Linked DNA regions of Homo sapiens: region 2 is linked to region 1. Evidence: read pairs that join two places in POLR2A ChIA-PET (ENCODE). Cell type or tissue: IMR-90. All regions are shown on one strand. Each heading gives the region's core, and the rest is flanking DNA. Links, peaks and the distances in the headings are about the cores only. Region 1 has its middle 69 kb from the start of LINC01365. Region 2 has its middle 25 kb from the start of PDE5A.

What was found. Peaks named below come from ENCODE experiments on the same cell type or tissue, not always from the same donor. Only the 100,000 strongest peaks of a DNase experiment are listed, where the experiment ranks them.
Region 2: POLR2A ChIA-PET joins it to region 1 with 20 read pairs; 4 of 35 experiments call an interaction of 5 or more read pairs at or near these places.

Annotation. Positions count from the first base shown.
Region 1 is chr4:119,729,282-119,741,131 of GRCh38, reverse strand. No RefSeq gene overlaps it. Among named protein-coding and RNA genes, the nearest start is that of LINC01365, 69 kb to the left of the region's middle. In IMR-90, for the core only: no CTCF peak of the experiment used is centred there; DNase peaks (open chromatin) are centred at 5,781 and 7,451; H3K27ac peaks cover 3,395 bases.
Region 2 is chr4:119,647,860-119,659,709 of GRCh38, reverse strand. No RefSeq gene overlaps it. Among named protein-coding and RNA genes, the nearest start is that of PDE5A, 25 kb to the right of the region's middle. In IMR-90, for the core only: no CTCF peak of the experiment used is centred there; DNase peaks (open chromatin) are centred at 2,149, 2,539, 4,409 and 6,519; H3K27ac peaks cover 4,419 bases.

The sequences.
Region 1 (11,850 bases), core at 1,982-9,981:
CAGGCTGGAGTGCAGTGGCGCAATCCCTGCTCACTGCAAGCTCTGCCTCCCGGGTTCACACCATTCTCCTGCCTCAGCCTCCCAAGTAGCTGAGACTACAGGCACCCACCACCACACCTGGCTAATTTTTTGTATTTTTAGTACAGACGGGGTTTCACCGTGATAGCCAGGATGGTCTCGATCTCCTAACCTCGTGATCTGCCTGCCTCGGCCTCCCAAAGTGGTGGGATTACAGGCGTGAGCCACCGCACCGGGCCGAAACTGCATTTTTCTAATCATGTTCTACTTTCTGTCAGAAGGTTATCTAATCCCTAATTCAAACTGTAATACAAAACCCAACCCTATTCCTGTTCCAGGGAGATCAAACAGCTTGAAGATACCTCTCAAATCCATCTTCTGCCGAGTGTGGTAGCTCACACGTATAATCCTAGCACTTGGAGGGGGTGAGGTTGGAGGATCACTCAAGGTCAGGAGTTTGAGACCAGCTTGGGCAACAAAGCAAGACCCCATCTCTACAAAAAAATAAATAAAAGTTTAGCCAGGTGTGGTGGCACACACTTGTAGTCCTTCCTGCTAAGAAGGCCGAGATGGGAGGATCGCCTAGCCCAGGGTTTGGAGGCTGCAGTGAGCCATAAAGTGAGACTCTGTCTCAAAAAAAATTCATTATCTGCTCTCTGCATTCCTCAAGAGACATAATCTAAATTGCCAAGCCCCTCCCTGGAGAGATGATAAACAATAAAAAGGAGAAAAAGACACCTCAACAAGTGAGAGGGTAAGCAAATAAAAGACAGATTCTGCACATTGAGGATGCACACACATACACACTTGAATGTTTATCTAGGTTTTGACTGAATGCCACATTTAGGAAATTTTAGAGAAATTTATATAGGCTAGACATGAATCAAGCATGGGATTACCTGTACTGTAAGTAATTATAAGTCTGCAATTACCATTAGTAAATGGTAGTTGTGTGTCTTCTAGGTGGTCTTGACAAAATTAGTCTCTGAGTGGAGAGAGCTGCATTCCTACATGGGTGATCTGCTGCTTCTGAGCTTTTTACTTTGGTTGCTCTCAGACATTTAACGGTCATTTAATCAACCTTAAAGTACTCACTGAACAAACTCTAACTAAACATTGGGACTTAAGTGCTGAAGTTAGTGAGATATTGCTCCAGGGAAATTGATGTTTTTAGTGTTCCTAGGGCAACGGTTAATCTCTCCCAGCAGCAAGTCTGTTAGAAAATAAGGGAATGGGAACATTAAAACCCTTTTAAATTAAAGGAAACACCATGTTTGAAGATTAAGGTCCATGGAGCGATGCAATCGAACACATAATTATACAAAAGAGCACGCTGTTTAAATAATGACATCTTTACTCAGAAAAGCAGAAATCAGGAAAATTTCACTTGATTAAAAGGTTTTTTGTTGGGCAATTTTGGTTTTCTCTTGTTTGCATGTTACTCTATGGTTTTTCAATACATTTTATCTGCTGATCAGCCTAGAGATCTGGCTTCTGAAAAACCTGAAGGAATTATGTAGTCCTTACTGCAACTGAGACAAATCTGGGTGCAGAACTGTAAAATATTTAAGCAAATGCAGAGGAGAACAAAAAAGACTATTTATTTGCCTTTTGTTTTTGCCCCCAAGTGTTCTAAGACCCTACTATTCTAGGAGCTACCTTTCCTATTATTTAATCTCCATTTATTGATAAACCTGGAAAATAGAGATTCTTCTCCTTTAACAGAATATTTTCAAAATCTGAACTGCAGTGTTTTTCTTTAAGTCTGCAAGAAGTTAGACTAGGAACTAATAAACTCTTAGAAATGGGGATGTCCTTATTTAATCTTTTTCCTCTCATCCATGGTGAGCAGAAGGTTGGGGATTGGAAGACACAACTAGTCTTGGTTTTATGTACCTTACTGGGCAGAGGAATGAAGCCTTTCTGTCTTCATGAGTCTGTTGCATAATGCAGATATAAGAAGGATCAGGCTGTTATCAGCGAACATAATGTTTTGCTAATTGATGACACTCCACAGAGACGCAGAGATTTAAAAGATATTACAGAATAATGAGTGATGCTTCAGAAGGAAATCTGATAGTAAAGTTAAAAGGGAACAAAATCACATACACAGCATAATCTGCCAACCACCAGATTAGAAATCTCCATGGTTAGGTTGTTTGTTTTTTCATTTGTTTTTGTAGAGAGGGTACAGTTCTAAGTATCCAAGATGCTCAATTCAAGGAAATAAGGAAAGCTCATGGGCCACTTAACCAAATACAAAGCATCATGCTTTACACTGCAGGGGACTTCAATGACAAGAAAGTCCTCAGGAAGTTTGTATCCTGTTAGAAACAGGTTCAGAGATTTGGGGGTAGAGGTTTTGCGGTATAGGCTGACTGTACCAGCTCACACCACCTTCTTCGTTTTTAAACAAGTTCATGTGGTACCATGATCTCCTTCCAACATCTGCCAAAAAATAAAAGCTTTGTTTTTCTTTTCTTTTTTTTTTAACCTAAGTAACCACAGATAGGAAACTATTTTAACAAGGTAATTTGAAAAACAGTTCCTTGAAGAATGAGAGTCCCGATGTACATAGAAACTAAAACGTAAGTAAATGGAAATTTCCCAACAGTGCATTTTGTGACTCCGGCTGACTTCTCTAAGATATGTATTGATTTTTCTTTTTAATAAATGTGCTATTTTCTTTATTTGACTTTAAGTTCTGGGATACATGTGCAGAACATGCAGGCTCGTTACATAGGTATACATGTGCCGTGGTGGTTTGCTGTACCTATCAACCTGTCATCTAGGTTTTAAGCCCTGAATGCATTAGGTGTTTGTCCTAATGCTCTCCCTCCCCTCCTATTTTAACACCTACTCATCATATTCATCAATGGGCAGCCAATGCAGAAGGATTAGGAAGAAAAAGGGTAATGATTGCCTTGTAGATAGGAAGAAAAATTATCACTCGTGATGTGTTTCAAGACAGTCCTTCTGCCAGTAGTTTTAAGTCTTTGGGGAAGGGAGAGCTCCCAGTGCTTTAAAAAAATATATTAAAAAAAAAAAAGATGCACGCAACTTATTTATCTTGCCTGAGTCCTTTTTAAGGCCCAAGAAAGAGAAGTAGCATTTTTCTAAAATTTTTCTTGTTTAATAATTCTATTTAGAACTACCTTACCTCTTCATTATTCTTAAGTATCACCTTTACACATCTACTGTGTTAAAGCAAACAAAAAACAAAAATAGAAGATGAGAGACAACTTAGCAAGTTCAAACATATTAAGTGCTTTAAAAAAAAAAAAGACTTGGTAAAAGTTATCAAATTATGTGTTCTTTGGTAAGTCTGTATCTTAACTATACCCGCCCCTGACCAAAAAAAAAAAAAAAAAATCTCACAATTGAGAACTATATTACAGTACATTTATCGTGAAAGCGCTGTTTATCAACTGCCAATAGAAAAGAAAAAATTCTCAGAGGCTTAATCAGCATAGAGCTTCTGAATCCCAAGCTTGAGCTGCTGAAAGCAATGAACAAAGTTAAGAAGCTATTACTTGTAACTTTAGATTCTGGTAAATCAAACAAACAACTAAGTGTCTTTTCCCTAAATTATTAACATTTTCAGGTATGTTGAGATTATTCAGAGGTTATTTTTCAAAAAATTCTTAAAGCTCTGGCAGAGGGTTGGCAACATCTCTATAAGGTTGTTTTCATTTACGGAGCGGTATTGAAGAAGAAAAATAAGATCACCTTAGTTCTGTATTATAAACAGTCTAGCTGACAAAGAGCTTTCACAAGGGTATTTGTCTTGGTGAAACAAATTGGCATTGTCATAGAGGAAACTAATTTGAGGAAAAATGATGCCAAAGAGGAAACAACAGAGGAATATAAATTAAAAAGCAGCACAAGGAAGAGGTTTAGCAACTGGCAGTAAATAAGTTTATTCATGGTCATTTATTGACATTGTACTTCTAACAACACCATGCTATAAGTAATACTAAAAACATTTATATTTTATAAGCACATTTAATATTTATCCAAAGTCTTAGGAAGCTGTTCACAGAATTTAATAGGCTTTTAAAGTATATTTGGTGTAAGATTCTGGATATAGCAAATATAGTAGAACTTTTCTACTTTTATTCCTATTATGTTTCCCCTTTCTCTTTATAGGTGTTTGGAGGATCATATGGCAGAGTGTTTGAGGTTCCATATTCACATTTGGTTACTAATTTGATAAACTCCTAAGTTATGATGATTGCTCTTATATTCGGCTAAGACAAAAATAGTCTTAGTCAGTGTGCTGGAGCTGTGCATCCTGCTTTGTGAGAGCCAATTGCTAAACTTTCTGGAGGTTTTCTAGCTGGTTGATATCCCATTGGTAGTTTGAACTTGGCCATTATGGGAGCATTGCATACTGGTTGATCATCAAATACTTTGAATCAGGACATCCCCAACCCTGCCCTGAAAGCTGGGTAGTGAACGTTTACCAGCACACCACTGGTAAGAGCTATTTTTTAACTTTTTTATAAAATGCCAAGAAAAATAAAAATCATCTGTAATTTAACTGTGATCAAAAGAACCTTTAAAATATTGTATCTTTAATAACTTAAGAATTTCAGGAACTGGTGCTATTACATTTAAAGAATATGGACCAATCAAATTATAGCAGATTAGTCTTAGCAGGAAATAATTCCATTCATTTTACCGTTGGAAATGATGTCTTTCAAAAATATATATTCACTTTATTCAGACACATTGGTGAGTCTCTCCATGTAGCTGCAATCCCTTTCTGCTGTTCGTCTCCTGTTTTGAGGATTTAGCTTGCTTGGTTTAGTAATATGGCTTCTTAAGAATATGTGTGTCTTATAAGTAATTTTATATTTGAAAAAAACTTACATTATTAACCATTTTGCATTATACCATTGAAGTAAGACGAAAACATCAGATGACAATAGCATATCCATGGCATGCCATGAAGTGCTAACTCTATAAGCATATGTGATGACTGTATTCCATATGCAATTCCAGGATACAGTTCCAAGATCTCCAGTGTCCAAGGCACCCAACAGACACCACAAAATGTTAAACCCCAAGGTGTGCCCTGACCAATCATGCTACCTTTTCAATCCCAACCTAAGCTTTACACTAGAAACTGTATCTACCATTTCCCCTGACTTATAAGTTTAGATATAATTAAAAATACCACATGCCTATCATCTTTCAAACTGTGAGCTCCTTATTTTTCAATAACTAACAGCCTGATTTTTATGGATATTTAATAAAGTGATATAAATTAGTATAGTTATAAATTTCCAGTGGATAACCAAAAGATGTTGACTCTGCACATAAACCTATAAAAATTTTCTCTTAACTAAATTGTTATAGGTAAAACAAAGTCTTTTCACTCATTTTGGCTTCAGTTTCATGTTTGGGCAAGGCACAAAGCTAGTAAAGATATCTTCTCTTATTTTTCCGTTGAAAAATAGGCCCTGGGTCACTGCGTAATAAATAGTTAGGGCCTTTGTGGCAGTGTTCAGTTGAAGCCAGATTATGAGAGTGTCTTCTATGTTTAAACATGGAAAGAGTTCACAGTGAGGTGAGAGATCTTAAACTTGTCTTTTTTCCTAGGTTTGCCTCTTGTTTAGTATCCCTCAGGAAATGAGCTGTTAAGGGATGTGCTGCCACATCAAAATTCTGAAAGGAGATACCTTAAAACCACCAAAGTAAACCTTCCTCTGTGGATAACTTTAGCAGGCTGAGTATAGCACATTTCATCACTGACCAACCAAACAAAAATAACTAAAGCTGCAGTCTCATTCCAGAAGCATTTCTGAACAAACAGTTTTCTCCAGCCTCAGCTGTGTGGTTTCATATTTAATCACTTCAGCATTTTGCTGGTTAAACAACTCTGATATGAAATGTGAATCCCAGAAAGTGTTGTGTCATTCCAAATAGCTAGAAAATCAGTAATTCTTTTCTTTTCTGTCACTTGTTATTGATTCAGAAAGATCATTCCAAATCCCCACTGTTTATTCTTTTCAATACATTGTCTTGCTCTGTGGTTTTTCAGAAACTTTAAACAGCAGTCCTATTATCTATTTGTAAGTGTTGTCTCACTTCAGATAACTGCTTTAAACAAATAATCTAAGCTCAGAATCAAATTTATGGCATCAGAATGAGACTCCAGCCCCCCAAGCACTGGTATCTATACTCCACGTAACACATAAGAACAGCGTTTTCTAGGATAGGCAGTGAAAGGCCTCCATATTGCTGAACTCTTGCCTCTTCTCTGATTCACATCATCACCATTATTTACAATTTTTCTCTAAATTGGCTCTTTAATAAAAATATGAATCAAGCATCATTGTAAGATTGTAGACATTATGACCCTATTATCTTTCTTCAATTTGCTAAAATTCTACTCTATTGACTTTAACTCTGAAAAGTTATAAATGGTGTTGGGGTTTAGAAACCAATATCCCAGGACCAGGCGCCGTGCCTCACGCCTGTCATCCCAGCACTTTGGGAGGTCAAGGCGGATGGATCACCTGAGATCAGGAGTCCGAGATCATCCTGGCCAACATGGGGAAACCCCGTCTCTACTAAAAATACAAAAATTAGCCGGGCGTGGCCGTGTGTGTTTGTAATCCCAGCTACTCGGGAGGCTGAGACAGGAGAACCGCTTGAACCCAGGAGGCAGAGGTTGCAGTGAGCCGAGATCGCGCCACTGCACTCCCGACTGAGACTCTGTCTCAAAAAAAAAAGAAAGAAAAAAGAAACCAACACCCCGAAATATGGCACTCTGACATGCTGAACTGAAGAAGAGGCTCAAGGTCTCTCTGACCTACTCTTCCCCACTCCTCCTATCTCTCAATCTTCTGGGTCTCCCAAAGCACAGGATAAATCTGTTCTCTGAAGTTTCTTATTTGCCTAAAGTCTGGACCTGACAAATAAAAAATAATTACCTCTGGTCCCTTCCTGGAGATTTTATTAACTGAGCTCATCACAGAAAATAAGACTGAAGTCTGTCAACAAACCTGGACGATTTTGTCACAAACCACTGCCCGCTCTGTGGGCCCAGTAGACTTTGTCCCAGTTCATTGTATGCTCTTCAAGTCCATTGAATTCCCCTAAAAATCATTTACTACCCCGCTAAAATCATCTGCACTTCTCCATCACCCTTTCCTCTACAAAGTAGTATCTGTACCTCATTGGGATGTTGGGTAATCACGCTATGATTGTCTCTCATACATGTTAATAGATTTGTATGCCTTTTCTCCAATTAATCTGCCTTTTGTGAGCTGATTTTTCAGTGAACCTTCAGAGAGTGAAGAAGAAGTTTTACTTTGGCCCTTCCAATGGCAAATGGCTTTTTCTTAGAACATACAAGATACTAGAAACATTGCTGCTTTCTGTAAACCAATGATGTTCATGAATTTGAGCATGTGTAATCACTAAAGAATGTATTAAGACAGCCTATAAGCTAGTTGGTGTGATCAGGCTGTATCCACCACTTTTTATCCTCTGTGAGGGAGTGACCAAGTGTCAAGTACCACTGCTGAATTCTCCTGCAATGAACTGGATTTACCCAGAGGCGGACTGAAATGCAAGGGTTCCCTATCCATATACCTTTGATTCTGAATAGTTTGAAGCCCTGTATTTTGTATAACCTCAGAGTATCCAGATATGAAGCAGCCTAGCCCAGATGAAAGCTTAATCAAATGAATCTCTAAGTAGACCAAGCAGAACTAACCCTTTCCATCCCTTTCTCGGGGTCTAAAAACTTAGAGCTCTCTACATCCTTCTCGCTCTCTCTTATGCAAAGGACCACAAGGATGGCTAAATACTAGAAAGAAAAGTTTTACTGGTGATATCAGCTTGCAAACTGGGAAGAGACAGTCTCCAAAGTGAATTGAAGGTGCTCTCTCTTCAAAGAGGGGAAGGAAAGGTTGAGTTTAATGTCTCACAGGGCCTGTATTATATATATCCAGCAGGTTTGGGAGAAAGGCTATACATATTTAAGAGGGAAGCCAAGAGCATGTGCAATGGGTAGACATATATAACAACAACCTCATGTTCACTTTGGGGTGGGGTTTTAGCATTAAAATGAGGGGGAATTTGGCTCTTTGTGTCAGAACATGGATACAAAGACAGCTTGTATGCAGTCTCTATGAACTGGCTGAAACTGGCCTAGCTTATCAGGAAGGAGTGTCTATAAGGCTAGTCCTCTGTTCAACCAGAGTTGCAGTGGTCTGGGTTGTAAATCAAAGTTAGGAGGGTTCTGACAATTTGCTTGATAGATCCTGTTATTAGAGAGTGTAGCAAGAGTGTGGTTTTTCTTATAGCTGTAGGAATTTAGGAAGTAGCCATGCCAGCCAATTCCTGAACCCTCAACCCAAAGGTAATTTTGTTTCCTTAACCTTTGAGTCCATCTTAGTTAATAAAGGGGCATTTATTTTGGTCTCTCAGATCACACTGTTATCCCCAGATCCATTTTTAAACTGCTAGGAAACTCTGGGTAGACTACATATCTATATGGACCATGTAACTATATGATCATTCTCTGGGTGTGTTTGGGTTCTTCACTATGAAAAAAACCATCACAGATCCCACTTCACCACTTGATTCCAGGTTGGTTTCCTTTTAAGTTCCCAGAATATTATGGAAGCAGATGAAGAGGCCCCTCACAGTTGGTCTTACCTTCTGATGCAGGTATGTTAGTGTTAGACGCTCCCATAGACCTGAGTCACACTATGTCCATTAATATAGTATGTGATGCAGAGACTTTCTTCACATTGACAGTGACAGTCTGGGTGTTAGCAGTGGTGAAGACCTACAGGTCTGCAGCAACCTCAATTCTTGCCTCTTCAGAAGAAAGGATTTGACCTAAGGGCAAAAGGCAGAGGGAGAGACCAAGGCATGTTTCAGAACATGAGTGAAAGTTTCCTAAAAAGTTTAGAGCAGGAATAAAAGGAAATAAAGTACACATGGAAGAGGGCCAAGTGGGCCACTTGAGAGATTTGAATGTCTGATTTGACCTTTGACTTAGGGTTTTAGACATTAGCATTCTGCACATGTACTGGCCTGCCAGCACTTGGGAGGGGCCGCATGCACAGTGTGTTTACTGAAGTTGTGCACGTGCTTATTTGAGGTGTTTTTCCCTTACCAGTTGGGTGTTCCTAGAGGGAGGTCATATACCAATTAAACTCCACCATTTTGCCTTTTAATACGCAGGGTTGAGCCGACTCGCCCAGCTCCTGAGATCTTACCAGGAAGCTGCTGGTCATCTGTTTCAGCTGTTTTCTATCTATAGGGAGACTGCCTTTTTCTGGTGCTGGCTGCAACCAATTATTTTAAAGAGACAGTTTAACCACTGCTTGACCATCACCTGATGGTCACTTGACATTTCTGGTTGTGGGGAGCCTCTTGTGCCCTGTTCATGTCTGCCTACCTACCTACTGTCACATGGGTACTGAGAATAGGTCGGGTTTTTTTCCTCCTATTGTTTTTCATATTTTAGCCGTAAGTTAAAATCACGATACTGATGTGTTTGTACTGTTTAGTCAACACTGGTAAGTTCACACTGTCAGCATTTTTTTATCACTATTTACCCCTAACATTTTTTTCAAACATGCCTTTGAACCAAAAGAAGAAGGATAATTTTTCCTATTTTTCCATTTTCCTTCTCCATCTCCCTGTCATTTGGGCTGCTGTTTTGTAGAACACTCTATAAAGAAATGGTCTCTCAGAAGTGATGAAATACAAGAATTTAAAACCTCTTAATTGCTATGTTTGTTTCAAATCTTACAACACTGAATTCTAATTTAGTGCTCAACATTCCATATTAACATTCCAAGCATTCTTTTATCTAGCAATGATGCAAAATATCAAGCTGAAAGTCAATCACAAGAAGACATAACATTATTCCCACATGATTTAGGATTTGTTTTATTTTGTGTTCAGGTACCTGGGAAAACATTAGGAAAAAATATTTGCCATTGAAGGAAATCAAAATATTTCACCCCAAAATATATTTATTTGAAATATTTAAAGATGGCTGTTAAGAAGAGCTAGAAATACACGAATCGATGAAGATGTCTTCTGTCAGGGAGATTTGCATTTGGAGAGAAAATCTGCACTGATGCAACCAGGCTTTCTCCAAGGTCCTCCTTTGTGCAGATCCAGGAAAGATTCACTGACAGTCTGATACTTTTACAGGCCTAAAGGAAATATTTGCCATCTATACTCCCTGAAGGCTGCTACGTGTGAGGTTCTTCTACATAACAAAACCACTTTTCCTAGCCAGGTCTTCTTCTCCTGCCCTCCTAAAACCTGATTTAGCACCATAACCTTTTTTGGGGTCATGCTCTGAGCCCTCATTCTTTCAGTAACCTCAAGATGGTATATGAGCTTCCATGCCCCCTTGAAGGGTTGGAGTAATTACTCTGTGACTCTCCCCTGTGCACACTAATAAATTTCTATGACCTTTCTCTTATTAATCTGCTTTTTGTTAGTTATTTTTCAACAAACTTTTACAAGGTGAAGGGAAAGTTTTCCCTTGGCCCCTATACCATTTTCAGGTAACCTCCATGTCCATCACGCAATGTATAACTAATTAAACAGAATTTTTAGGATTCTTTTTACGATCTAGTGGAATCTTTTAGTGTGCTATAGAATGCATTAAATATGTCAGCTTATCTCTCATTTTTCCCAAGTTTATGATGTTGTGCTTTTAAATAACTGGCTAAAAGTGGAAAAATGATTCACAAACATTGTTTATGTTTGCTTTTGCCTGACTAATGGCAGTTGTATGACATGGCCCTGGCCAATGCGTAGGGAAAGCTGCCAAGTACACACAGACAGGCCAAACATCCCTAAAGATAAGCAAGTTACAATGCATGGTCTGTGGTGACACCAGATACCTGCATGAAGTAATTCTTCAAGATAAAAGAAATTCACTTAAGGGAAGTACAGCTTGTGTTAATAAATTTTCCTCTGGTAATTGATATTTTCTCATGAAATTCCAAAAATATCCTGCTGGATATTCATAACTGTTTGGGCAGATTTTCAGTTAAACGTCCCAGTTAATTTAGATGAGGGCCAAAAGTCACAAGGAGACATAGAGCTGACTTCCTCTGTCCCATACAAAAGCAACTGGGAAACTTTGGTTGATGCCTTGCTTTCAAATGGGTGCAAAACGTTGTTGCATTAACTTGGTAAGAAACTTAAAACTATTATTAAGAAATAATCAAGAGTTTAAAAAAAATAACCAGGCTTTATGGAATAAGCCGAGATGTAGACCTTTGGCTATAATGACAGTAACCCTGGGGTGAATTTAACCCAAAGGTGTTGACACCTTAGTAAAGATAAATGAGATTGTATCAAAGCGTTTTGACAAAATATTCTTTACTAATTTTGTATAGTTTGTTTTAAAGTATGTTAGTTTAGTCTTTAGCACTTTAAACCATATTTTAATGTCTTCTACACATAATTATTTAAATACCCCCAGCATGGACTTACCAGACTCTTTCTAAGATTAGGGTGGTGGATTGAAATTGTTATTGTAATCACTTGGGTTGGGACAAGTTCTACTTTTGGCACTTGAGTCAAAGGAGAGGAATGGCAATGCAACAGAGTGAAATCACCTTTACAAAAATTATGACACTGAAAGAAATCTGACCTAACTGACTTCATTTTGCCTCTAACCTCCAAGCTGCCCTTGTTCATTCCTGGAAATAGACCAAGCTAACTATGGGAGGAATTTAATTTATAGTTCAACTTTAAAACAAAGATGATCACAGCCCCTTCCTGAAACTAAACACCCTCCACTGCCACCTTTGTAAAACTAACCAC
Region 2 (11,850 bases), core at 2,142-10,141, 82 kb after region 1:
TGGCTACAATCACAGTCACCTCATTTGTGGTTTGTAAGACTCAACCAAGGGAATGTGTGCAGAAAAGTACAAACAGCCACTATAACAAATGTCACTCCACCCTACCACATGTTCAAATAAATTTACCTAGTTTTTAAAACCTACTACAAATGCTGAACACCATGTTGGGGAGCAGAAAATTAAGTTCTCAAATAATACTAAGTTGGGTGGGTTAAGCATTGACAAAAACAAGCTAATTACCAGGAAAGATTGGTTATGAATATAAGAAAAAAATAGTCTAAAGAGTCACAAGGGACTATAAATTAACTGTGTTATCCCCATCGCTAACTATATACTGTCATATAACACTTACAAGTAGGATGGATGGGAAGATGAAAGCTAGAAAATATTTTCCCCTCTAAATTAACATAGGTTAAATCTTAATTCAGAAGTTTGCATTTGGGAGGCTTATACTGCAAAAAAAAAATTGAAATATAAGTGACAATCTTAGGAAGAATAAGAAATAATTTAAAATATGACAAGCTCTATGAAACATTAAAGATGCTTAGATAAGAAAAAGGATTGTTCTGTTTTCTGAAATGTGTAACTCCCACTTATTTCAGCATAATATAAAATGAAATATTCACTTGCTGATTTTAGAGAGAATGGAACTTTTTATAACCCTTTTATGGGAGGATGCTATCAAATCCTGTATAACCACAATAAGATATCAGTTCATACTAAGACAGCTATAATTTAGAAGATGGACCATAACAAGTGTTGGCAAGGATGTAGAGAAATTGGAACCCTCATACATTGCTTGTGGGAATGTAAAATAGTGTGATCATTATGGAAAATGATTTGGTGGTTCCTCAAAAAGTTAAACATAGATTTGTCATATGACCCAGCAATTCTACTCCTAAATATACAAGAAAATTTAAAATATATGTTTACACAAAAACCTGCACATGAATGTTCATAGCAGCATTATTCATAATAGCCAAAAAGTGGAAAAATCAATTGAAGAATGAATAAACAAAATGTGGTATGCTCTTATGATGAAATACTACTCAGTCCTAAAAAGAAATAATACATGTTACTACATAGATGAACCTTGAAAACATTATATTGAATGAAAGAAACCAGACACAAAAGGCTACATATTGTATAATTTCATTTATATTAAATGTCCAAAATAAGCAAACTATTAAGACAGAAAGTCGATTAGTTGGGCTGCATGGGAGGCAGTGGGAAGTGACAACTAAATGGGTCAGGATTTATTTTGAAAGTAATGAAAATGTTCTGAAATTGGATAGCGGTGATGGTTGCATGATTTTGTTTTAGAATATACTAAAAACCATTAAATTATATACTTTATTTGTTTGTTGTTTGTTTGTTTATTTTTGAGACAGAGTACCCAGGTTGGAGTGCAGTGGCGTGATCTCGGCTCACTGCAACCTCCACCGGGTTCGAGTGATTCTTGTGCCTCAGCCTCCAGAGTAACTGGGACTACAGGCATGCCCCACTATGCCTGGCTAATTTTTGTATTTTTTGTAGAGACAGGGTTTCTTCATGTTGGCCAGGCTTGTCTCGAACTCCTTACCTCAAGTGATCCACCCACCTCAGCCTCCCAAAGAGCTGGGATTGTAAGTGTGGACCACCACACCCAGCCTTAATCATACACTTTAAAAAGGTGAATTTTGTGGTATATGAATTATATTTCAATTTAACAGAAAAACTTGTATATGTGGGAAGTAACTAATTTTAGAAAAATAACTATTATCTTTTAGAAAAAGAAATTTTGTCTTATAATCTAAACTTCTTCAGCTTATAAAATATCCATCAAAAGGATAGTGCACATCAGCTGTTCCCTGTTCTGTAGAAAAGATGAAATAAAAATAAAAATGCTAAAATTATAAGCTTCATAATACATGGTTTCTTCCTGTATAAATTTTCCTGTCCAGTGGAGTAGGCAGACATACAGACAAATAATGACATGACATGAGATACATGGAAATAAATAAAGAGATCTATACAAGGTATGATAACAGAGGAGAGAGGATGTACATCTGAGTGGCATCAGGGCTTAAGAAGCATCAAAGATAGTATAATTTCATCTGAGTCTTGATGAAAGAATGCATATTCACCAGACACACAAGGTGAAGGCCAAGCATTTCAAGTTGTGGTAACACATGCAAGACAGAGATCTGGAAGAGCATTTCAGCTTCATAGATCTGCAAGTCTTTCTGTTGGGCCAGAACATAAGAGCTTTTGCAGACAAGCTGATGAGGGTTAAGAGGTATTATTCTTACAATGAAAGCAACCATAACCTCCCTCATGGGAGATAGAGTCATCAAAGATATTGTTCAAGGATGTGAAATATTCAGATTTCAATTTAGATAGATTATGCTGGCAGAAATGTAGGGCAAGAATTGGAGGAATCCAAGAATGGAGTCCAGGAGATCCTTAGAGAATAAATGGTTAAGGCAAGGAAATGATGAAGTGGAATAAAGATAAGGTGACCAGCTACAGAGGTACTTAGAAAGGCATGTGAACTGGGGAAAGAGGAGGAATTGAGAATGACTCATCTCTGACTTAGGCAGGAAGAACAAGGTTTGTTTGTGTTTTTTGAATTTGTAATCAAATTGCATTTAAACTTTAATATGGAATTTGAGGTGTCTGTTCCAGGTATAAGAAACCTAGAAGGCAGAGCTTTGAGTTTGCAGTTCAGTGAAGAAAGTCTGGGCTGGAGATATGAATTTGAGAGGGTTTAGAATATACCTCAAGTAGTGGGAATGAATGAGGTTGCCCAGGAAAAACAGAAAAAAGGACAGAAACCATCAGAAGCCCAGATTAGAGGTAAGACAGTACAGAGATGGCACATATTTCTCAATAAGTATTTGTCAAATAAATGAGCATATAAAAATCATATTTGCTTCCAAGGATAGCAGACAGGGTGAGGGGAGGAATATGGAATCAAAAGAGGTGCTATCAAATCTTTTCTAATTGTTTGTATATCACAATGAGAAATAAAAATCCATTTTTCTCAACATTGTCTGGACATATTATGTTGGGAGTTTTCAGCTCAGAGATGAGATTGCCAGAAAATAAGTATGAATAGAGAGAAGGGAGCTGAAGACTGAGTCCTGGTCAGGAGGCAGAGGCAGCTCAAGCAACAAAGACAGACAAGGCAGCCAGTGAAATAGGGCTCAAAGCAGATCAGTGTAGTGATTTGAAAACCAAATGAAGAAAATGGTGAAGGGATGGTCAGCTGTGCCAAATGCTGCTGATAGGTCAAGTTAGATGAGGACTGAGAATTTTATGCTGGATGTGGCAAGACAGAGGTCATTTGTGACCTTAAAGAGTGCTTTTCTGTGGAGTGGAAGGGAAGAAAGCCTAACTGCAGTGAGTTCCAGAGAGAGAGTTCTGTGAGAGAGTAAAATAAATTTGGCAAATACCTTAAAAAGAATATGTAAAAAGTTACATAGATGGGTAAATAGATAGCTGGACTCCAATTTTGCTTAAATGGGATTTACATATCCAGATAAGATTATGTAAGATTTTATTAAAATTCTACAAACTGACAGGTATAGAAAGATATTTGTTTTGAAACATTTTGTAGAAATATTGCTTAAAAAAATCAAGGAGGTTCAGGTAAAAGACCCAGGCAGAGAATGAGGAGGAGAAGAAAAGAGAAAACAGGGAATTCTACCATAAAGGGGGAGCAGAAAAATGGGCAAAGCTGAGGTGGGATGTGGAGTGGAGGGAGGGCTCTTTATAAATATAAATAAATATATATAATATATATTACGTGTAATATACACACACACATACATATATATATAAAAGATTGGAAGGTATCACAGCATGTATTGATGCTTTGGGGATGAAATAAAGTGTGATTATACAGAAGAGGCAGGGGATCAGCAAAGGCTCACAGAAATTAAGGAGGAACAGGACCTGGTACACAAGCAGAGAGGCAAGAGCCATGCTTATCCCCTAGAATGGCAGGAAAGGCAGAGCATGTGGGTCCAGCTGTAGGAAGGGTAATAGATTTGGGGGAATGTAATTTTGCAGATAAGGAAAAAAGAGAGTCATAAATAACTTGCCAAGAACCAGGAAACCAGAATAGCTAATTTAATATCCATCTCAAAATTAATGTGGCATATGTTAAATGTTGATCTAAATGGGACATAGTATCATTATTTAAAAATAATAGTATTATCTTTGTAAAGTAGTTCTAGTCTCTTTGTAAGTGTAAGAACAAAACGCTATAAAAGTTTGAATATAGGTGGAAGCAGTTGGTTTTAACATACCAAATAATGAAAGCATTTACATGGGAATCCATGTGAAGGAACTTCTAATACAACTGCAGGATTTCTATGGTCAGTTGACTAGCCTGACGTTAAACAGGAAGCCATCATAGCAATATTTATTTTAGGGATACATATCCAAATCAAACAAGCTCAGAGGGATACACTTCCTTGCAAAATGAATGGAAAATAAATAGTCTAATAGCTATCTTCCCAGTAATAGTATATTTTCACAAATCGCTTTTAAATAATGACGATTTTAGATAGGAAGTATTCAAAATTCTTCATCAATGAATACACAAATAGATGAATAAATCTTAAAAAAACATTATGGATCCTATGAATAGTTGAATTATTCTCAATAAATGACTTACCTGCCCTTCTAGAACATTGCCCGTTTGGGTCCTAAAGCAGCAAAAACAGTTTTATAAATTCTAAATCCTTTAGCTTTTGTAAAATCATAATAATAATATACGGGATAAATCTATCTGAATAGAGTCACATTTTTACTAGATACTGGGAAAGGCTTGAACAAGCAAGGTGATTTGGATTTCAAAAGGCATTTAGGAGATATTTTATCTCTTAAATTTAAACTTAATAGTGGATACGATTATCATACCTATTCAGGTTTTTACTGACTTGTTTTGCAACTACATTTTCTTTACAGTTAATAATTAGGTTTCCTTTAAATTAAAAGGTTTGGATGCTGTTTCTACCTTTTATAAGGGGATAATGTGGCTTAAATAATCTGGGCTTTTAAGTCCAACAGGGAAAATAATTGTATTTAAATAAAGCACTTTGTATATAGTGATAGTCAATAAATATCTGCTAATTTGGTTTCAACATTGTAGCTATTTCACATGATGTAATAAATGTTTAACATAATGAACTATGAGTTCAAGGATGAGTTGGAAAACAGTTGCTATAAGATTCATCAGGGACAACACAGTGAAAAAATTCTGACCAACAGATTGGATGTCCTACTTTTTATTGAATTATTTAAAAGATAAATTTATTGTTTATTTTAGTAAATGCAAAATATTAAGACGAAATCTCTCTGGAATTCCAAAAGCCAATATTCTAGCTTTCATAAGAGCGGGATTAGTTTTTACCACTTTACTCCAAATAAATACGCCATGAATACTAGTTGGGATGGAAAATAAGCAAACTTAAGAAGACATAAAAACTAATTGCTTTTTGTTTCATTTTTGAGATGGCGGTCTCACTCTGTTGCCCAAGCTGGAGTGCTGTGACCAATCATAGCTCACTTCAGGCTTAAACTCCTGGGCTCAAGTGATTCTCCTGCCTTAGCCTACCAAGCTTTTAATATATTTTTTAAGAGATGGGGATCTCACTATGTTGTCCAAGCTGGTCTTGAATGCCAAGCAATCCTCCTACCTCAGCCTCCTGAGTAGCTGGGATTACAGGTTTGAGCCACTGCACCTGGCCCAAAAATTGCTTTAAAAAATATATATAGTAACTTGATTATAGGCCATAAGTAATCATTTAACAGATAAAAACTTTTAAAGTTTTTAAGTAAATTAGGTTCCTATTTTATACTCTATAGTATATTCAAGGCATGAGCTTACTTTTGGAATATAAATATAAATAAAATGATAATTCACAAATTGCTAATTGCTCTTCCCTGCTAGGTCTTTGAACAAAATGCACATGGCATTTTAGGTTAATTGCTTAAGATAGTCTCAATTTGAAACCCCATATTGATAGCTCTGTGATCATTTAAATTCAGAATATCTTTTTTAAATTATGTATATTTTCATCATCTACTTAAGGGTCAAATGTTGTTTTTGAGCTTAAAAAGTATCATTCCTAATTGAAATAAATTTTAATGGCTGTGATTCCAGTGGTCTTTAAAAGTGCATTAAAAGTAATTTGTGGTCTTGGCTTAATTTGTTGGCTTTTTAAAATCTTTTAAGCCTTTTTAAAAAAATTGTAGTAATTCCATATGGTGTTAAAATATGCAAAGGTTATACAGGAATTCATACATAAATTATGTACCCATCTTCACTCTTCACTTTTCTTTGCCAAATAAATTATTACTTGAGTTTCCTGCTATCACAGGATACATATAATTTCACAAAACATACAATATACAATGTTAGGGAACTAGAACTTGATGACTTCAGATGCACAGGCATATTTGAATTGCTAAGTTTTTAAACTAATGTGGTCTTCAGAAGGGCTGTATTTGACTTGGCAGGCCCCTATGTATAAACTTCTGGGTTTGCAAGACAGTCCTACCATTTTGATACCATGAGTCAGGCCTGTCTTTTTTTAATGTGTTGTATTGACTCAACACCAGAGTTATATTTACAGCAGAACTGTTGATTAGAATAAAATGTGGATGGTGTATCGGTTAGAATAGTTTCACCTACAAATAACAGAAAGCCCAACTCAAACTAGCCTAAACAATCAGGTATTAATTGGCTTCTCGTCTAGAAGAGAGACTGGAAATATTTTACTTCTGGAAGAAGAGAAGGAGGGCAGGTGATTTTATTCTGTGGTTCTAGCTCATTTCTCTGTTCTTAATAGAAGCTTCATGTTCAGGGTAGTAGCAAAACAGCTATAGAAGGATCCTGACAATGTTCGAAGAAGAGGGTCACACTGAGAATCTCTCTCATTACAATGATGAATGCTTCTCAAAGAATCCTTTGAAAATCCACCCTAATATTATTAATTGGGTCACACATCATCTTCTGTACCAATCACTGGCTCTAGGAATGAACTTAGCCTTAGATACAGCAAAGTCATCCCTGGATCCAGCAGTGAAGTCAGGTCCTCCTTAGGCCCATGTGAGGTGTGAGACAGTAGAAGATACCTGCATAAGGCCTGGATATTGTTAGATGAAGGAAAATAATGAATGCCAGTAGAGAGCAGAAATGTCTATGTCAAATGGTGATTGGTGGTCACATGTAAAATGTAGCCCTCCAAAAATCAAAAGCAATACTCTTCCATACATAAAGGATTTTTATTCTGTAGCTGTAGAATGACTCAGAGTTGGGAGACTTTTTGCAATTCCATCTTTCAAGTTCATGGGGTGCTTTTAAACTTTTTTTGAAAGGGGATACATACCAGGTCAGTCATTCTGTAGCAACTATTTTTTAAATCAGTCTGTAACTTTGGAAATGGTATCAAACATTCCATTTGTTTCCCCTATTTGTTACTGTGCATTTCAAAGTATATATTTGCTAACCTTTATTCAACCAAACTTTAACAAGCACTTCCTATATTTAATGCATAATACTGGGCGTTTTTAAATACATCTATTATACATGTTTGACACATGTATGATTCATGTTAAATTGGTAGAGGAGGTGGAGTTTAAGATGGATATGCTGAGCTACTTGCTAATAGGAATGAGTGATTTATTGTCGCAAAATAAGAGATATTCAAATTGTTGTTACATTACATCTTCTATTTATATTATATTTTGATTTTGTCCCTAGACTAGCTACATTTAAGCATCCTACTAGTAGTATTCATACTTCACTTGTCACTTGATTTGTGTGACCTTAATTGATGTTTATACAACCCATTATATGATTAGAGATCATCCTCATAAACATCTAGAAGAAATTCTTAAGCTCTGTAAACCTACTTCCTCATTTATAAAATGGAAAGAAAATCTACCTTACTGAATGTGGGAAAGTTTAAATGAGATGAGGTGTGTAAAATCTTAGGGCCATGTCTGACATAAAGTATTCCCTCAACAGGCCAGGTGCGGTGGCTCACGCCTGTAATCCCAGCACTTTGGGAGGCTGAGGTGGGCTGATCACAAGGTCAGGAGTTAGAGACCAGCCTAACCAACATGGTGAAACCTTGTCTCTACTAAAAATACAAAAATTAGCCAGGTGTGGTGGCGCATACCTGTAATCCCAGCTATGCAGGAGGCTGAGGAAGGAGAATCATTTGAACCTGGGAGGCAGAGGTTGCAGTGAGCCAAGATTGCACCACTGCACTCCACCCTGGGTGACAGAGCAAGACTCTGTCACAAAAAAAATAAATAAATAAAAAATAAAAAGTGTTCCCTCAATAAAAGATAAGCAACTTTTGGGAAATGCCTATTGATGCAGACTCCCAATTAAAGAAGTTAACATTCTAAGGGTAGGAGGCATATAAATGCAAGTCCTTTAATTTCATAGTACTGTATTACAGAATTACTGTAATTACTGTGTGTGTGTGTGTGTGTGTGTGTGTGTGTGTGAGTGTGTGTGTTTATTAACGGCAAGAGTAAAGAATATGGAGACTGGTATAGTCTAGTTTAAATTTCCAAAAGTACCAAAAGCATAGGCTAGAAATCTCTTTGTAAATTTTCTGACACTAAACAAATGTTGTCTGTAGCTAGTATGACCTGCTCCAAAAACTCAGAGAATGAAACAATTGTACATATTTCTTATTTTATCCTAATCATTCAATCAAAAAAATCTTTTTAATAGATAGCCCAGCATACCCTCTTAAACTCTACCCCATCTTTTCCCTTACCCTGACCTTCTTTTCCCATTTACAGAGAACCTTCAGGGATCGTTCAATCCTGAATTGGTCAATCCTTGCCCAGAGACCAGGGGGAAAGGGAAGTGAGGTCCAGTCAGCCTACTATCACCAGTTTTTCATTGCCACGTGTCACTGTTGAAACTTGGTCTTGTCAGTTCCTCAGACCCTTTCTGGGCTGGTCCAAGCCTCTGCTCTGGCTTCAGGGATTCCTCTCACTTGGATTCCTGGAGTTCTCTTTGTTCACAATGTCTTGTTCAGTCATTATTCCCCAAAAACTTGATACTACATCTGGGCCGCTGGAGGCCGAGAGGCTTCTTGCTTAAATAACAAGCTATGTCACACCAGTCCTTCCCCATAACAACACCTGGAATCTTAAGTTTAGCCTGGATTGTCCAAGGCCATCCACTTTCTTAAAAAAACAAACAAACAAACAAAAAGAAAACTTTGTACCTAGGCATGCTATTGTCCTTTTTTGTTGCCACGTGTTGGTCAGAATCATCCTAGTCTTCCCTGACAGGTCCCTCTAACTCCAAATTTCTGGACACATGTCTTGGTCCCCATCTCACTGAGCTCCTGGGCTCCTCATGCAAACTACACATCAGGGTTTCTAAAGAATAACAATATGGAATGCCTCCTCATCCTATATTCACATAACTAGGGAAACCACTCTTAGTGGTTTCACATGGCTACTGTGACAAATTAGCAGCAATGTATTGGCTTAAAACAATACAAACTTACTCTCTTACAGTTCTGGAGATCAGAGGTCAGAATTGAGTCTTACAGGGCTAAAATTAATGTGTCTGCCGGTCTGATTCCTTTAAAGAAGGCTCAATTCTTTGCCTCTTCCAACTTTCAGAGGTTTCTGGAAATCCTTGGATCACGGCCATATTCAATTGTTACATGGTCTTCCATTCTATATCCAACCACCACTACGTCCAATCTCCATTTCTAAATTACATCACCTTCTCCTAAATTTAGCCCTCCTATCTCCATCTTATAAGAATGCTTGTGATATTTTAGGATAATCTGGCTAATACAGGATAATGTCCTCATCTCAAAATGCTTACCTTAATCACATCTGCAAAGTGTCTTTTACTACGTAAGGTAACAGGTCCTGGGGACTGGGATGTAGACATCTTTAGGGGCCCACTATTCTGTCAACCACACCACTCAAATAATTCTTTTCACAGCAAAGATTACTTCAGGGAGACCTTCTGTTTTCACCCTAGGCATAGTGGGAAGAAGCAGAATTCAAAGATATGTCTCAATGGGCATTTCCTTTAAATTTCACATTAACCAGCATCCTGATTTGCACTTTCTTAGCCACATGGCAGAGGGAGAAAATGTATCGAATGTATCAAAACTGCAGTTTTTGTATCCAGTAGGTTACTAAATAACATATAATTAGAGGAAACTATGATCAAAGGCATGATTAGAATATAAAATTCAAAATGTGCCCTTTCCATGGTCTATCCTGGGCCTCTCCTACTTATTGCTTGGTCTTCTGAAACCCAGGAATCAGACCATCCCTTACAGGTCTCTGATTGGGTTCAAGCCTGTCTACCTTTGAAGGACAAACTGCTAAGTAGGTTAAACTATTTCAGTTGGGCACCAAAGACATACTACCACGAGTTGTACCGAGCAACATGCCTATCTCAAAGGTTTCGCTGACTTTATATTTATTTATTATTTTTTATTGACAAAAATTCCATATATTTATCATATACAACATGATGTTTTGAAATAATATATACCTTGTGGAATGGCTAAATCAAGCTAATTAACATGTGTGACTTTATATTTTTGTCTTGGCTTTTCTCAGAACAACAACAAAAAAATTTAATGTTAACCAATTAGAATACCCATTCCTCTTAAGTATTTTATGCAATCCTAACTTCAAACATAACCAACAATAAAAATAAGGAGTAACATTTTTGGTCATTTAATATAAGCATTTATTCATTGGTAACTTTATTGGAAAGTACCCAGAATACTAGGTTGAACTAGATGAAATTGCTAATATTTGCCCAGTATTTTGATAATTTCATATGACTCAACTTATTATAGAGTCTGTCAATGATGGCATTACAAACTCCAGCAGCATTCACCTGAAGCTCTACAAGGAACAATTGATGACCTTCCAAAATACATTCCTTGCTCACCCCCAACTCCACTCCCAGGAATATGTTGGTGTGTTGGGTATCTTCTGTTTGCCTGCCCGCACCCATCATCCACCCTATCCTTTGATCCCAGGAGGCTGACCTGTATGGATTGTTCTGGCCTTATGGCATCCAGTTGGGATAGAAAAGCAGAAGATCAGAGGACAAGAGGGCAGCAAGATAGCAGTGTTAATCCACCCTCCTCCTACTCCCCTGGGTCATCCCTGGTTATTTGCAGTCCTTTCTAAAGGTCACAGCTCTTGTCAGACACTCTACAAACGGTTGCCCTTGGAGTTCTGTTAATTTCTCTTTTCCCTTGCTTCTTCAGTTCTAGGAGATGTAATGGCTCTCTGGTGTTGCTAGTCCTAGGGTTCTAAATAATCTCTTATTTTTTGTTTCTTTGATCCCTCTCCTGTACTTTTATAAATAATCCTTTCACCTCATTTTAGCTTACCTTCTATTTTCTTCAGAAATCTTGACTGAACCCAAGAGAAGTTTTCTAAAATAGTAACTCCCACACGTGAAACTGCATTTCATTTTGTGGGTACCATTTCTCCAAGCACCTCTGGACTCAGATAGAGGGTGAGGGATTGTGAAGGATATTCTAGGCGGCAGACCCAGCCAGGACTACACGGGAGTTAATGAGCCTTCAGATGATTCCAATTCTGAGCCTTCAAGTTTTCTATCTGAGACCCCACAGGTAGTGGGTTAGAGACTCTGCGGTGTGGTACCCTATCTGAATTCCTGAACTACAGAAACCATGAGAGAGAAAAATTTGTTTTAAGCCACTAAATTTTGGGATAATTCGTTACATGGTTACATAGCAACAGAAACTACTGTACTTGTCCTCTCTTGTGTCTATCATCTGAGGATCTCTCAACCTCTTT